Regions from separate parts of the Homo sapiens genome. Here all the other regions are linked to region 2. Evidence: chromatin contacts called from ENCODE Hi-C data. All regions are on one chromosome and are shown on one strand. Each heading gives the region's core, a stretch centred on a gene start or an enhancer-like site at or near the end of the contact. The rest is flanking DNA. Distances are from core to core; before and after follow the strand shown.

What was found. Hi-C counts contacts between places; a loop is a spot of excess contacts on that map. Pooled maps may share reads with other maps.
Region 1: a loop to region 2 is called in a map with no recorded cell type, with 13 times the contacts of the local background. The contact joins two enhancer-like sites. A Hi-C loop is called at or near these places in 11 of 37 single-sample maps with no recorded cell type and 8 of 50 pooled maps.
Region 3: a map with no recorded cell type shows a loop between it and region 2 (10-fold over the local background). The contact joins the promoter of CHST7 here to the enhancer-like site in region 2. A Hi-C loop is called at or near these places in 14 of 37 single-sample maps with no recorded cell type and 5 of 50 pooled maps.

The regions. Positions count from the first base shown.
Region 1 is chrX:46,627,719-46,630,871 of GRCh38, reverse strand. The region is part of intron 14 of SLC9A7 (solute carrier family 9 member A7); the gene reads left to right. Among named protein-coding and RNA genes, the nearest start is that of CHST7, 56 kb to the right of the region's middle. Within about 2 kb of position 1,656, at least 17 of the 41 ENCODE cell types and tissues checked have a DNase peak (open chromatin) inside an H3K27ac peak, as active enhancers do.
Region 2 is chrX:46,966,170-46,969,425 of GRCh38, reverse strand. All of the region lies in intron 1 of JADE3 (jade family PHD finger 3), which reads right to left. Among named protein-coding and RNA genes, the nearest start is that of JADE3, 55 kb to the right of the region's middle. Within about 2 kb of position 1,790, at least 2 of the 41 ENCODE cell types and tissues checked have a DNase peak (open chromatin) inside an H3K27ac peak, as active enhancers do.
Region 3 is chrX:46,572,037-46,575,096 of GRCh38, reverse strand. It overlaps CHST7 (carbohydrate sulfotransferase 7), which reads right to left and starts at 1,332. Exons shown (of 2, transcript NM_019886.4): 1 at 1-1,332. The coding sequence starts at 1,165. RefSeq lists silencers at 85-144, 265-314.

The DNA of each region.
Region 1 (3,153 bases), core at 407-2,906, 340 kb after region 2:
CCAGCAAGCAAGGTAGAGGCTATATCACCTTTTCTGACCTAATCTTGCAAGTTCTACAGCATCACTTCCGTGGCTTTCTATTGCTTAGAAATGCATTCCTAAGACCAGCCCAGACCCAATGGGAGGGGATAGAGACCATAACCTCTGGATGGGAAGAGTATCAACAAATTTACAGACAAGAATTGAGGTTGCCATATCATCCCTGTTGTGCAGCTGTCGGGATGATTTTGTCTCTAGGTCTGGCTCTTTATCCAGGTCAGCATGACCTGGGCAGGCAAGGTGGGGAAAGGAGAGTTATGATAGGGGCAGAAATGTGTTACCAATATATTATTTGACCTTGGGAGTCAATAACTATGTCGTTCAGCATTGAATGCCCAGTGCTGAGCACAGTGGCTGGCACATGCAGGAACCTGATAGGTGTTTGTTGGGTGGATGAGGGAATGAGAGAGATGCAGCATGCAACAGGCAGCTTTACTGACCACCTGTGTATGTTGTCCATGAAACCCTATTCTTTTTTTTCCAGTCAGCTTTGAATCTGACTCATCATTGCACTTAATCCTGCAGCAGTCTGCAGCAGACTTCACATTCCATAGGATCTTCTAAATGATTCCATCTACCAAATCAGATTTAATAAGGCTGGCAAAATGTGGTGCTGTGTGGGGTCAATGGGGTGCCACTGTGGCCTTTTGTGGTTTCTTTCTCTTTAAGGGTGGCCACAGCCTGATAAGGCATTTATAGCATTGATGTCCATTCTAGGTCCCTGCTCAAGGGACACAAAGCCATGACCTGGAAAGTTCTGGACATTTTGGGAAGAGTTTTCAATAAGCTTCATTGGAGATTTGGCACCCACTTTAATGAGCTCCAGAAGACCTTTGAGATGATCTTAGAATTGGCCATTATGTCAGTTGGGAGCATGTGGTCTCAGTGAGTTCTCTTTGAAAATTTGCTATTTGACTCTAGCTTTGATTAAGGACTTTAGAAAACAGGAGTTCAGGAACTGAGCACCTCGAGGCTAATTTAGAGTATAACAGTTTGGGAGATCTTGAAACTCAGCCTGAGAAAACCCCAGGGGAAAACATGATGGCCGTCCTTATTTCACCAAAGGAAAGATAATGGCTCTGGTAGGACATGGCTGCCCTATTCTAAAGCATCCTCCACAGAACTGTGGCCAGTCTAGATTAATTTTGTAAGAAAAAAAGGCCAATAGCAGCTGGATCATAAGATTTGGAGAGATTTCATCTTGCTCTGGACCATTCAAAACATCCCCACCCCCTTTGCTGTTTCCCATTGCTCCTACCTCTGCATTCAAGCATCTGTAACAGGAAATAAGTGAAAGGATTTGGCTGGTCATGTAGTAGAACTTACTATGTATCACATGAGCCCTGCGCACTGGGAACACTGGGCTTGTAATTAGATTCAGTAACAAGCTTACTGTCACTTTTCTGTGGAAATGTTTGAGTGAGAAAGCAGCAGGTCCAAAGTGCTGAGGGTTCTTGTATTTAGTCCATGCAGTAACAGCTAAAATAGCCCCCACCCCCAGGTGGAGTGAGTCTCAGGAACCTCCCTGGATGGGCCTGGATGGATGAACTCAGTGTTCCTGTCAGCTCCCAGAGGGCCCCTTGGGCTGAGAGCACCGCACATGTGGTGTTGTGAACGGGCTGGCAGCCACTCGCGCTGCACTCCTAATGGCACCCTGTTTGCCACAGCCCTAGCCAGAAGCTGTGTCACAGCTTCCCCCTGACCTCCTTCCTTCCAGACCTCATACACAGTCATGCAGAGGGCCCCTCAAAGTCAGTTCCACTGACCTTTTGAAAGGTTTTCAAGATTGCTGTCATATGGGGAAAAACATGCAAACTTCAAGCTTGGTTCTCCAGGACACCCTCTTAGAAATGACTCACGCCCTTGTGCAGAGAGGACCTTATTTCTCCAGTTCCTCCTGGTCTGACCTCCTCATTCTAGTGAGCCACTAACAGCAGGGCTCAGTGCACTCTGTGGCCATGAGAAACAGGAAAACAGAAATAAATGGGCTTCTCATTTTTGGGTGAAACCCTGGGTTCTTGCAGTTTCCCCTGAAATAGATCCAGGTCACATGCTCAGTGTTGTCATGAAACTGAAATCAGAGGTAGGGAAAGTCCAGATGTTTGTTCTCCACCAGAGAAAAAAAAGGGCGGTTCTCTTTACCTCATTTTCTAAATAATCTTCCTAAAAACAACAAACAAAAAAGTGACATTTGATGGGAAGGCATGTCTTATAATGAGCACAATTCTCCTCACTGGTCTTGAAGCCCAAGGCTATAAACAGAGTCATGGCTAGGGAGCTACAGAATATTAGCTCATGTGGGAAAAGGAAGGGAGCTGTTGGCTAGAACTTTGCTTCATGTGGGGAAAGCATAAAAATATTGTGGGCAGACTTCAGCTTTGTGTCCCCTGGTAAGTTTGACTCATTAGAACAAAACAAGACAAAAAAAACAAAAAACAAAAAACAAAACTCAGTGCTTTGTTTCTCTGGAGGTCTTGGTGACTTTGCAACCAAAACAAAAACAACCCTAGCTGGAGGCAAGCTGCCCAGCCCTGGGGGTGGCCTCCCACCCCGATAAAGCAGGGGACTTTTCATGCCAGACCAGACAGCTGAGATTTCTGTTGGCCGTACATGCAGACACATCATTCACTTCCTTCCCTGAGTTTACAGAAGAGCACTCATTGATGAGGCCACTTTGGAGCAGCTAAGAGTGTGAATCTGAATTTATCCCAGTTTCACCATATCAACAGGACAAGGTCACAAGCCGGATATTAATGGAGTGTGGAGGAAAGGAAACCACCAATGCCTGTGTATATGCACACGTGTGTGCGTGTCTGTCTGTGTGTATGTAGTGAAAACTGTAGAAAATCAGCAGTTTATTGTTGCGTTCACATATGACTTTCTGAGCAAGTTAGAATCATTTGTTTCTGGGTCCTCCGTGTTTTTTTTTGTTTGTTTTTGTTTCTCCAGGCTGAAATCTGATACCCGTAAATCTGTCACCTAAATCTTTAACTTCAAACAGTTGCAGAGGTGCCTTTCCTCCAGTTGCTACTCTGTGACCACCGCCCCCCCCCCAACCCGCCCATTTTTTTGTGCTTCCAAGTGCCTCCCTTGGCCCCTGATTTCCCTTTCTGC
Region 2 (3,256 bases), core at 541-3,040:
TTCCTTTTTTGAGACAGAGTCTCACTCTGTTGCCCAGGCTGGAGTGCAGTGGCACGATCTCAGCTCACTGCAACCTCCGCCTCCTGGGTTAAAGCAATTCTCGTGCCTCAGCCTCCTGAGCAGCTGGGATTACAGGCATGTGCCACCACGCCCGGCTGATTTTTGTATTTTTAGTAGAGAGGGGATTTCACCATGTTGGCCAGGCTGGTCTCGAACTCCTGACCTTAAGTGATCTGTCCGCCTTGGCCTCCCAAAGTGCTAGGATTAGAGGCGTGAGCCACCACACCCAGCCGTCTTTCTGTTTTTGATTTCTACTTTGATTCTATTATGGTCTGAGAATATACTCTATATGATTTCACTTCTTTTCCATTTGTTGAGGTTTGTTTTATGACCTGGGATGTAGTCAACCTTGGTGAATGTTGCTTGTGCACTTGAAAAGTAAGTATATTATGCTGTTGTTGGGTGAAGCATTCTATAAATGTCAATTAAATCTGGTTGACTGGTGGTGTTATTTCTTCTATATCTTTGCTGATTTTCTGTCTACTGGTTCTATCAATTACTGAAAGAGGGGTATTAACATTCTCAAGCATAATTGTGGGTTTGGGTTTGTCTATTTCTCAATTCAGGTCTGTTGGGTTTTGCTTTGTGTTCTTTGAAGCTCTGTTATGTGGTGCATACACATTTAAAATTGCTATGCCTTCTTGGTGGATCGACCCTTTGTATCATTCTTTTAGTCCCTGGTAATTTTCTTTGCTGTGATATCTAATTATCTGATATTAGTATAGCCACTCCAGTTTTCTTTTGATTGGTGTTTGCATGATATTTTTTTTCCATCCATTTACTTTTTATTTTGAGATACGGTCTTGCTCTGTCACACAGGCTGGAGTGCAGTGGCACAATCGTAGCTCACCATAACCTCCAATTCCTGGGCTCAAGCAATCCTCCTGCCTCAGCCTCCCAGGTAGCTAGGACTACAGGTGTGCACTACTGTGCCTGGTTAATTTTCCATTTACCTTTAAACTCACTGTATCATTACTTTGAATTGGAATAGACTGAAATGTGTCTACTCCATCCTGTCTGGAATGGGAAGTTTGCTCTCTGCACTATTTTTGCAACTCCTGTCTAAATTTATTATCTCAAAATCTCTTAACTCAAAATAAAAAATTAACTCAAAATTTAAAAATTAACTATTAAAAAAGCAAGTATATGATAAAAAGAGCAGTTTATTAATGTTCCTACATATCTGGAAAGTATTAATTTGAGAAAGAGAAAGAATCAACCTATCATTTTGTGAGATTTTCACTTACTGTACTCTTCCAGAGTGAGGAAACAAACAGGCTAAGAAACGGGTAAAACTTACAAGCCTGGGGATAATTGGGAGGCTGACCCCCTATCTGTGGGCCCAGAAGAAAGCAAGTCACTTTGTAACAAGGAAGTATATCTATTTTTCCTCAAAAGATAAATATTCACCACACCTGGTATTCCTGGTTTTGCCTTGGGAGCGGGGAGCTGTTTTCTCAGTCCTTGCATTTTCTAGTCTCCCTGCCTGGATTTTAGTCATTTCACTACTTATTAGCATTCTGAAAGGTTAACAGAATTTAAAATGTGTAACTCGAGAAGAAATAAAAGGCTAATCAGTTAGTTACAACACTTGTTAGTTCTGTAAAAGCAATGATGAGTGAGAAAGCTGGAAAGTACTGACTAAAATATGGCTTTCTGAGAATTAGTTGAGTTCAGTCATTTTTGCTGTTCATGCTCCAGTAGCCGCCCCAGGAAGCCAGATTTGGAAACAGTACCTGAGTCATTTGAGACAAAACAACAAGTTACCCCTGAATTGTTTTAAATGTTAACGAAAGAGATCACTAAAAGATCTAAGTCATGGATGGAACCTAATTACCTCCCCTTGGCCCTAGAAAACCAAAAACATCCAGATAGGAATATGAAACACAGAAGAAAGCAGGTTTTTCCTTTCTATTCATTTCTCCTATTATCTTAGCCCTATTTTAATTATTCTGAGTTAACGCCATTTTACAAAAATGGACAGATAAAAAATTAAACTCAAAATTTTGAAACAAAGACTCTTTGTTGCTGTGTGTGGAAAGTGACCATCTTGTCAAAAAAATACCTGTGAGCCTACAGCATGATTGATTGTTCAATGTGATGAAACTTTCCTGGACCCTAAGCCTCAATATTTTGTTATCTGAAAATCTGCAGTTTAATTTCATCCTTCAAGATCAAAGGCAAATAAATTAACTTGGTCTAGTGATTCCACAAATCTCTAGAGAGCTGCCAGGCAAGGCAGATCCACAGAATAACTCATTAACTTATAATGCTTAAAGCAACTTTGGGAAAACTGTTAGGAATTGAACACAGGCTAAAACTCCTGAAGGCACTCACCAATGTATCTTTCTACACAGTTGACCAGAAAACAGCTAAGCTCTGCTTGACTACTCCAGTGACCAGGAGCTCACTATCTAACAAGCAATTTATTCTAATGTCTAGACAGCTCTAAACATATGGATGATTTTCTATGAACAGAAAAAATCTGCCTTTTAACTTCCAAATTCTGCCTTTATGCTGGATTTCTTTCTGTTAACAGGTTCCAACCTCTCTACCTTTATTCCCAAACCATCTCTTGACCCTACTTCATTTTTCTCTAGCTAATATCCACTTTCTTTCTTTCTTTGCCTTCTCTTGCAAACTCCTCAAAAAGTAGTTTACAGTCTGTAACTCCTTCCTTACTCTCAATCTCTCCTTAATTGCTTCTATCTCACCAGAATTCTTGGAAAAATGTGCATACTTCCCAACCCTCATCTTTAAGTATCTGTATGCTGCATTTGACACGCTGATCACTCTGGCCTTCTTGAAACTACTCCTTTGGCTTCCAGAAGCTTTTTTCAAGTTCCCTGTGTTGCTAACACTTTTTTTCTTCCTCTAACCATCTTGTAGGTGATGGTGGTTCCCTGAAGTGCCCTACCCACATGCTTATGGCTCCCAAAACAAGGTCCTCTGGTCCAGAGCTGGAGATAGAAAGGAAAGGCGAAAGAGACAGGAAGGTAGGAGGGAAAAGCAAAGCAAAGAAGGAAGGAAGAAAGAATAGGAAAGATACATCAACAAAAAGAAAAAAGTCCTGACAACCAGATACATCAAGCTGGAAGACGATCAACACTGAGGAAACTATGTTCTGTTTTCCACTAGTTCTTCCTACCTTCTAACTGGTCTCAGTTGGCACCTTCCTCTATGCCATCACAAAATC
Region 3 (3,060 bases), core at 83-2,582, 390 kb after region 2:
GGCGGCGCAGCTGGGCGCGTGGCTGCCGCACCAGGTCCTCATAGCGCAGCCTCAGGTAGCGGCGCCGCAGCCAGGCGGGCGCGCCGCGCGCGAAAAGCAGATCGCGCAGCCAGGCTTCGCAGATCACCTCGAGCGCACCGGTCAGGAAGAAATCGGCGCGCGGCGCGGCGGGCAGCGCGCGAGACTGGCCCCCGGGGCGAGCACCCACGCCGTGCGCCAGCAGCACACGGTGGAAGCGGTCGCCCCTCTGGCGGGTGCGCAGCACCTGGATGCTCTCGCGCAGCAGTCCCTGCCTAGACTTGAGGCGCGAGTTGTGCACCGCCCTCGGGTCGCGGAAAAGCTGCACCACCTTCAGGTTGAGGCCTGGATCACGCAACAGGGGCACCAGCACGCCCAGATCGAGCAGGCGCACGTCCTTGATGACCACCACCGGGTACTTTCGGCACTCGGCCTCCAGGGCGCGTATCGCCACGGGTGGGCAGCTGCGCTCGCAGGCGGTGTCCTCGACGAGGCCCACCTCGGCCCGGGCACGGGGTGCGCCAGGACACAGTGGCGGCGAGCAGATGACCTTGTTAGTCCGCCAGCGGAAGAGGGCGGCCGTGGTAAGATTGGCCGTGTCCGGGGCGCGCGCAGCGGGGTCCCCCGGCGGCGCGTACAGCCGCAGCACGGAGAAGTCGCAGCGGAAGAGCGAACGCAGCATGTCGCGCAGCGCGCCCTGCAAGCTCTCGGCGTCGCCCGGATACAGCGCCTGCCATAGATGCCACATGGGCTCATACAAGTAGAAAACGTCCGGGTGCTGGTTAAAGAGTTCGCCCAGGAAGGACGAGCCGGTGCGCCAGGTGGCATGCACGTAGATGTGCTGCTTCTCGCGAGACACTGCCTCCCCGACAGCGCCGCTGAGGTTGCTTGGGAACCGAGGAGACTGGTTCGCGCCCCCTTCCTCGGCGGCCCGCGCCTCCGCTCCCTGCTCGCGTTCGCCGGCCGCCGCCGCCTCCAGGCTCCACACTCCCAGGCTGCGCTGCAGGCCGGGGCAGTGCTCGGCGCCCTTGTCCCCGTCGCGGCCGCCGTCCAATACGGAGGGGACGAGCAACAGCACCAGCGTGTACAGCACCAACAGCAGCGCGAACTTGCAGTACTCTCGGCGTCGCCGCCGCCGGCCCTTCATCGTTCACCGACCCTCCAGAGCGGGTCGGGCGCCAGTCTTCTCCCGTTCCTCAGAAATCCCGTGCCAGGTCCGCTCCTGTGGCCTCTCCCGGCCCCTCTGCGCCGGGAGGAGCAGAGCCGCGGGGCCGCGCATCCACAAGGGGAAACTTGGAAGGCGGTGGTGCTACTGACGGCGCCCCTGCCCTCTCGGCTTAGCAGCCGGAGAGCCGCCTATTGGCCGGCTTGGCAGCCGCCCGCCCCGCCTTTCTGCCCGCCTGGGTTCGCCCACGGCTCTGCCAGATCTGGGCGGGGCTGTAGCGGGGCTGGGACGCCGGCTTACCCAGCCAGACCCCCACCTTTCCCCAAACCCTCCGTAATGAAGTCTTCATCAATGACTTCAGGCAAAGGAGGGGCCTGTGTGTACAGAATGTACCCAGTAAAGGGCCATAGACCCCACCCGGAGAAGGTCACTGCCTCTTCTGTTTTATGTCCCCTGCCTAGCCATCGCTATCCTAGGCAGATAAACACTCGCCACTATACATCCAGCGCCCCCATCAGCCCTGGAGTGGGTGTTACTGAGTTCCGGACTGAAAGATAGAAGATTGTACGTGGCAGAGCGGTCCAGGGGGGTTGGAGATACTACTGCATCCACGCAGCACATTTCATAAAGTCTAGCCTTTGTGAAATTCTAAGTGTTGTGTTCCTTAGGGTTTCACCAGCTGATGGGCTCTGCACATTTTACCAATACTCTGGGGCCCAGTTTGGTCATTTGTAAAATGTGAATAATTCTTAGTACCCATGTACCTCCTGGGATTGCGAGATTTGGGGGTTGTTACCACAGTATAACCCAGCCTATTCTGACACCTATGAGCAAAAGACATTTACAGAATCAAAGTGGTAGAATGGTGACCTTTCTCAGGAGCTCGGTGTTTAAAAGGACCCGTAAGAAGAAATGTGTACCCAAAGATAGATGAAAAAGAGACAGGAAGTCCAACAGGCAGATGAAGACTAGAGTTACTAAAATTCAAAACAGAACCAAAAAAGATACATTTTGCTCTGTTTCATCAGGCTAATGAATAAGGAAGTGAGAGCTTCCTTTCACCAGCTTGGGGAAGGTGTTGTAAAGTTAATAAAACATAGAAAGCATATCTACTTATCTCCACCAGGGGAAGGTGTTCAAATTGGAAGAGTGAGAACATATGCAATGCTCTCCACTGGTCTTTTTCATCACGGAAGCTACTCCACCTGTGAAACCACTGACTCAAGCATTTCGTTTTCTTTCCACAATTCCCCTCTTCTTCCAGCCAGTTGTTCAAATCTTCCCTATTCTCCAACCTCCACTTTTTGACCACCACCCCCACTTTCTTCTCAATTTTTCATATTCAGCTGAAAGATGCCATACCATTATTTTAATAACACTCCCTCCAATAAGCTAAACTCACGTGCCCTCTGCCTTTTCATTACTCATCTAGCAAAATCCCCCAAACCCTGCTTTTGGCTTTCTCTGTGCCTGCAAACACCACTGCGAAACATTTCTCCACAGGTGTGAGCCAGGCACAGTGGCTCACGCCTGTAATCTCAGCACTTTGGGAGCCCACAGAACAGATCAGCATCAAGATAACCTCATAATCATCAACCTGAAATGGTTGCTGAAATCTTAGGTTCTTCATGTCACTTCCCAGTCTCCAGTTCCATTATGATGATTTCAAACCTTCTCTAGTCTCCTCAGACTTCTGATACCCCTCTTCCCCCACCCACCTCTTCTCAGCACATGACCTTACTGCCTACTTCATAAAGAAACCATGTTAGACGATCTCTCACTTTTCCACTACCAAACTCATATATGCATTGACCTCTGTACACATCTCGTTTATAGCAAGGATATGATTTTGCAATATTAATCTACAACTTTCCCTT